2 separate regions of the Homo sapiens genome follow, and region 1 is linked to region 2. The links are chromatin loops, found by intact Hi-C in ENCODE. Cell type or tissue: mammary epithelial cell. All regions are shown on one strand. Each heading gives the region's core, and the rest is flanking DNA. Links, peaks and the distances in the headings are about the cores only.

Region 1 (2,914 bases), core at 123-2,622, 72 kb after region 2:
CCAGCTTGGCCAAAATAGCAAGACCCTGTCTCAAAACAAAAAACACTACCAAAAAAAAAAAAAAAAAAAAAAAAAAAATATATATATATATATATATATAAAATGAGGAAGCCTGGGTCTTGTTCTGTCACCCAGGCTGGAGTGCAGTGGCACAATCTCAGCTCACTGCAATCTCTGCTTCCCGGGGTTCAAGTGATTCTCCTGCCTCAGCCTTCCTAGTAGCTGGGATTGCAGGTGCCCGTGACCACGTCTGGCTGATTTTTGCATTTTTAGTAGAGATGGGGCTTCACCATATTGTCCAGGCTGGTCTTGAATTCCTGATCTCAAGTGACCCACCTCCCCCGGCCTCCCAAAGTGCTGGGATTACAGGCGTGAGCCACCGTGTCCGGCCCTTGATTGGTTTTTGCTTGCATTGTCCCTGGTGAAGCCATTGAAAAGCTTTACTGCTTTCTGCAGCAGAATGGGATCAGACCCAATGAGTGATGAAAGTTAAAATAAACAAAGTCAGAAGACTCTAAACCCAAGCGCTTGTGCCAGAGGCAGCCTCTGGGTGCCTGGCTGATACCACAGGAGGTTTCTAACAAAGAGATTGACAGCCTTTCCACATCTGATATCTGGTACCAGGCAGAGAGAGGCCCTTGCAGACCGTGGAGTCAACGCCTCACTGGGTATTTTGGATATTAAAGACAACATAGACTCCATCTGGGCATTCTGGTGGTCCCCCTGCACCAGATAACCAGAGACATAGCTGCTTTCCAGGGACCCCCAGTGGGGGTCCAGGGAGTACAATGCACTCCAGGCCCTACCTCAGGCAGTTACTCAGGCCCCTGTGTCCCGTAGAGCCCAGCTCCCCATTTGAATGACAAGTTTCAGTGCTAGGAGATGAGGAAGACTGGAATCTGACCAAAAGGAAAAGCCATCAGAGTCTGATGACCGCAAAGTTTCTGGACTTCTAGGCTCCCAGAAATGGCCACTCATCATGCACCTTTTCTGAAGGAGCTATTAACATGTTGTTGGGCTCTGGTGGAAACAGAGAGGCTGAGCCAACACACTGTGGTAATACTCTGACCAGAAATACCCATCTCTTCCTGAACTGATAGCAGCCTAGACCCGAGAGCGGTGTCTGCTGGACAGAGCAGCATCATTACATCGAAGGGAGACATCCAAGATAGAATAAAATAGAACAGTTACAATATATTGTAACAGTTACCACATAGTGCAGCTGTAAGTTTTGCAGTTTGAGGTAGGACACAAAGCTAGTGCAAATTTCTGTTTCTTCCTGCTCAATTTCAGGTACAGCAGATTCATTCTTACCATAGATCTTAGCAACCTCAGCCCATTTTTTTTTCTTTCCTTATTAAGTGGAGAATTTTCATCTTTTTACTGAAAGGAAGCACTTTACAGTTTCTGTTTGGCATATCTGAATTGCCAGCATCACTACTCTTGCAGTTTGGGGCCATTACAAAGTAAAATAAAGGTTTTATTTTACGATAAAGAAAGCCCTCTTGAGAAACTTTCACAAACACTGCAATAGCATGACAGTTGATCTGATAACTGAGACAGCTACTGGAGACTACTGAGCCGGTAGCATCTACAGTGTCAATATGCTGCACGAAGGATGACTCACCAGCGGGGCAGGACAGAGCGGGACGACACGGCATTTCACAATCAGTGTGACACGCAACTTTAAAATTTATGAACTGTTTTTTCTTTGTTTTGTGTTTTGTTTTTGTTCTTTTGAGACAGAGTCTTGCTCTGTCCCCCAGGCTGGAGTGCAGTGACACGATCTTGGCTCACTGCAACTTCCACCTCTCGGGTTCAAGTGATTCTCCTGCCTCAGCCTCCCAAGTAGCTGGGATCACAGACACATGCCACAGCACCCGGCTAATTTTTGTAATTTTTTAGTAGAGATAGGATTTCACCATGTTTTCCAGGCTGGTCTCGAACTCCTGACCTCAAGTGATCCACCCACCTTGGCCTCCCAAAGTACTGGGATTACAGGCATGAGCCACCATGCCTGGCCTCTGATATTTTCATTTAATATTTTCAGATCACAGTTGATCATGGGTAACTGAAACCTACGCCAAAGTGAAAGTGGAGATAAGAGGGAATTACTATACCACAATAATACTCAGCCACTAGAAAGGCTGGGATGACTCCATGCTTTGTTCTTCAAAAATACTTCAAATAATTCTATTTAAAAAGCAAAAGAGACCGGGTGCAGTGGCTCACACCTGTAATCCCAGAACTTTGGGAGGCCGAGGTGGGTGGATCACAAGATCAGGAGTTCGAGACTAGCCTGGTCAACATGGTGAAACCCCTGTCTCTACTAAAAATACAAAAGTTAGCCCGGCATGGTGGTGGGCACCTGTAGTCCCAGCTACTTGGGAGGCTGAGGCAGGAGAATTGCTTGAACCCAGGAGGTGGAGGTTGCAGTGAGCTGAGATCATGCCACTGCACTCCAGCCTGGGTGACAGAGCGAGACTCCATTTCAAAAAAAAAAAAAAGCAAAAGAATGAGGCATTTATGTAAAGTTATAACAAACAAAATATTTTCAGAAAAGCAATTCCACAATGTTTAATGTAATTTGAGCATCGAGCATTCTTCATAACTCTTTACAATTATTGATTCATCTTGTCTGGGTTTCATCATCATTTTACAAATGAGGAAACTGAAACACAGAGTGGCTTCATAACTCACCCACAGTCACAGTCAGTGGGGCAAGGTCAGGGTTTGACCTGGGAGCGCTAGCCACAGGGCACCTGCACCCCAGCCCCTGCTGCCCACTGTTGTGTCCCTGTGGGTGTGCTCTTCTAGGCACGTTTGGAACCCTGAGTTCTCACCAGAGAGGACAGTGAATCACTCCAAGGAGAAAGACAAGGGCTTAGAGTGGAAAAGGAGCTTTGGTTTTCAC
Region 2 (2,914 bases), core at 209-2,708:
GATGTTATGAAAAGGAAAAACTTTTGCTCTAAGAAAAACCCAGTTAGGCCAGGCGCAGTGGCTCACATCTGTAATCCCAGCACTTTGGGAGGCTGAGGTGGGCAGATCACAAGGTCAGGAGATCAAGACCATCCTCGCCAACGTGGTGAAACCCCTTCTCTACTAAAAATACAAAAATTAGCTGGGTGTGGTGGTGCACGCCTGTAGTTCCAGCTACTTGGGAGGCTGAGGCAGGAGAATTGCTTGAACCCTGGAGGTGGAGGTTGCAGTGGGTCGAGATCACGCCACTGCAGTCCAGCCTGGGCAACAGAGCTAGACTCCGTCTCAAAAAAACCCCCCAAAAAACAAAAAACAAAAAACAAACCCAGTTAGAAGGACAGATAGGGCTATAGTCTGGGAGAAAATATTTGCAAAGCACATACCTGACAAAGGACAATTATCTAGAAAATGTAAAGAACTGTGAAAACTCAATAGTGAAAAAAAAATCCATTAAAAAAATGGGCAAAAGACCTGAAGAGGATCTGGCATGGTGGCTCATACCTGTCATCTCAGCAGTTTGTGGAACCAAGGTGGGAGGATTGCTTGAGCCCAGGAGTTCGAGACCAGCCTGGGCAACATAGTGAGACCTTGTCTCTATGAAAAAATCAAATGAAAATAAAAACTTTTTAAAGACATGAAGAGACATCTCAATGAGGAAGAGATACAGATGACATGTAAGCAGATAAAAAGATGTTCAACATCATTAGCCATTAGGGAAACGCAAATTAAATTAAAATGGCTAAAAATTTTGAAAACCGCAACGCCATTGAAAGCTGGCAAGGGTGGAGATAAATTGGATCATTTATACATTGCTCTGAAAAACAGTTTGGCAGTTTCTTAAAAAAAAAAAACTCAACATCCAGGTTGGGCGCAATGGCTCATGCCTATAATCCCAGCATTTTGAGAGGCTGAGGTGGGAGGATTGCTTGAGCCTGGAGTTGGAGACTAGCTTGCACAACATAGTGAGACCCCCATCTCTATGAAAAAGAAAAGAAAAGAAAAAAATTAGGCAGGCGCGGGGGTGCGGGCCTATAGTTCTAGCTACTTGGGGGGGTGAGGCAAGAGGATCATTTGAGCCCAGAAGATTGAGGCTGCAGTGAGCTGAGATCACACCACTGCACTCCAGCCTGGGCGACAGAGCAAGACCGAGAGTCACAGATGGCCTGTTCATTCCCTGCCTGTCTGGGGATGGGACCAAAGGCATATTATTTGGGACAGGTAAAAATCCTGTCAGTATATATGCTCATGTACAAGGACGATTAGCAGAAAAAGTAGTTGGAATCCCCTCGTGTCAAGGACAGGGAGAGAAATAGGAAGAACTTCATTGTTTTGTTTTGTTTTAAATAGAGACGGGCTTTCACCATGTTGCCCAGGCTGGTCTCAAACTCCTGGGCTCGAGCGATCGCTGGGTCTTCCAAAGGTCTGGGATTACAGGTGTGAGCCACCCTGCTGGGCTGAAATAGGAACTTAAAAAATGAATATGCCCCCCTCCACCACATGGGGGAGCCATAACCACGTTAATAACTCAGAAGCAGGCCCCACAAGTGAGTCAAATCAGCTCTGATGTCCCTCCAGGCTGAGGATGTAATTTAGAGGCATTTAGAAAATTCAGCTGAAACTCATACAGTTGCCTAAATGAACAGGTTTCCGAAGGATTTTCTTTCTCCAGTGTGGTTTGCCTAATTTTGTGGCCTCAGACAGCTGCTAACATTGTCCAAGTTTGGAGGTCCCAAATTTTCTGGCATCTTCAAAAAGATGCCACCTGCCCCCTTCACACTGCCTGGGTCAAAATATTGTGTTTTGCTTTTTGTTTTGAGATGGGGACTTGCTATGTTGGCTAGGCCGGTTTCAAACTCCTGGCCTCAAGTGATCCTCCTGCCTTGGCCTCCAGGCTGGAGTGCAGTGATGCAATCTCAGCTCACTGCAACCTCTGTCCCTCCGGTTCAAGAGATTCTCCTGCCTCAGGCTCCTGAGTAGCTGGGATTACAGGCACCGGCCACCATGTCCAGCTAATTTTTGTATTTTTTTTTAGTAGAGACCAGGTTTCACCATGTTGGCCAGGCTGGCCTCAAACTCTTGACCTCAAGTGAACTGCCCGAATGGGCCTCCCAAAGTGCTGGGATTACAGGCGTGAGTCACCGTGCCAGGCTTTGTTTCCCACCTTCTAAAATCCCATACAGGGTTAGATTATATGTGGGAACTGGCCATGGGACCAGTCCCTGGTGGGCACCACCCCTTATAACAGAGAAAGTTCCTAGTAGGTGTAGCTAACTGATTAACCTTTAACCTCTGCATTCCAATTTATTGGAGCTCCCATACAGATATGTGACTTTGCACTAGAGGATCTGAGATATATATGTGTGTGTGTATACATATATGTTGAGATGGAGTCTCACTCTGTCTCTGTCGCCCAGGCTGGAGTGCAGTGGTGCCATCACGGCTCACTGCAAACTCCACCTCCTGGGTTCAAGCAATTCTCCTGCCTCAGCCTCCCAAGTAGCTGGGATTACAGGTGTACACCACCACGCCTGGCTAAATTTCGTGTTTTTAGTAGAGATGGGGTTTCACTGCATTGGCTGGGCTGGTCTCGAACTCCTGACCTCAGGTGATCCACCCACCTTGGCCTCCCAAAGTGCTAGGATTACAGACGTGAGCCACTGCGCCCGGCCGAATCTGAATGATATCAATTGAGGTATTGGAAAGCACTAGAAAATTCTATGAGGTATCACCTGTTCTATGAGGACCCCAACTAAAGCAATAGTGTTACTCTCAGCGCTTCTGTAAGGGACACTGCAATATTGATGCGCCTGTGTTTTCTCACAGAATTACCCCATTAACCAGGGCAATCTAGTGGAGTTAGGACGAGGATTGTGTC

What was found. Hi-C counts contacts between places; a loop is a spot of excess contacts. Peaks named below come from ENCODE experiments on the same cell type or tissue, not always from the same donor. Only the 100,000 strongest peaks of a DNase experiment are listed, where the experiment ranks them.
Region 1: a loop joins it to region 2, with 6 times the contacts of the local background. A loop is called at or near these places in 22 of 110 quality-filtered maps.

What each region holds. Positions count from the first base shown.
Region 1 is chr19:46,192,017-46,194,930 of GRCh38, reverse strand. The region is part of intron 2 of IGFL2-AS1 (IGFL2 antisense RNA 1); the gene reads left to right. It also overlaps a transcript of IGFL2 not described here. Among named protein-coding and RNA genes, the nearest start is that of IGFL2-AS1, 9.6 kb to the left of the region's middle. In mammary epithelial cell, for the core only: a CTCF peak has its summit at 1,145; a DNase peak (open chromatin) is centred at 1,650; H3K27ac peaks cover 1,513 bases.
Region 2 is chr19:46,264,057-46,266,970 of GRCh38, reverse strand. No RefSeq gene overlaps it. Among named protein-coding and RNA genes, the nearest start is that of HIF3A, 32 kb to the left of the region's middle. RefSeq lists an enhancer at 1,365-1,659. In mammary epithelial cell, for the core only: a CTCF peak has its summit at 1,547 (motif pointing right); a DNase peak (open chromatin) is centred at 1,550.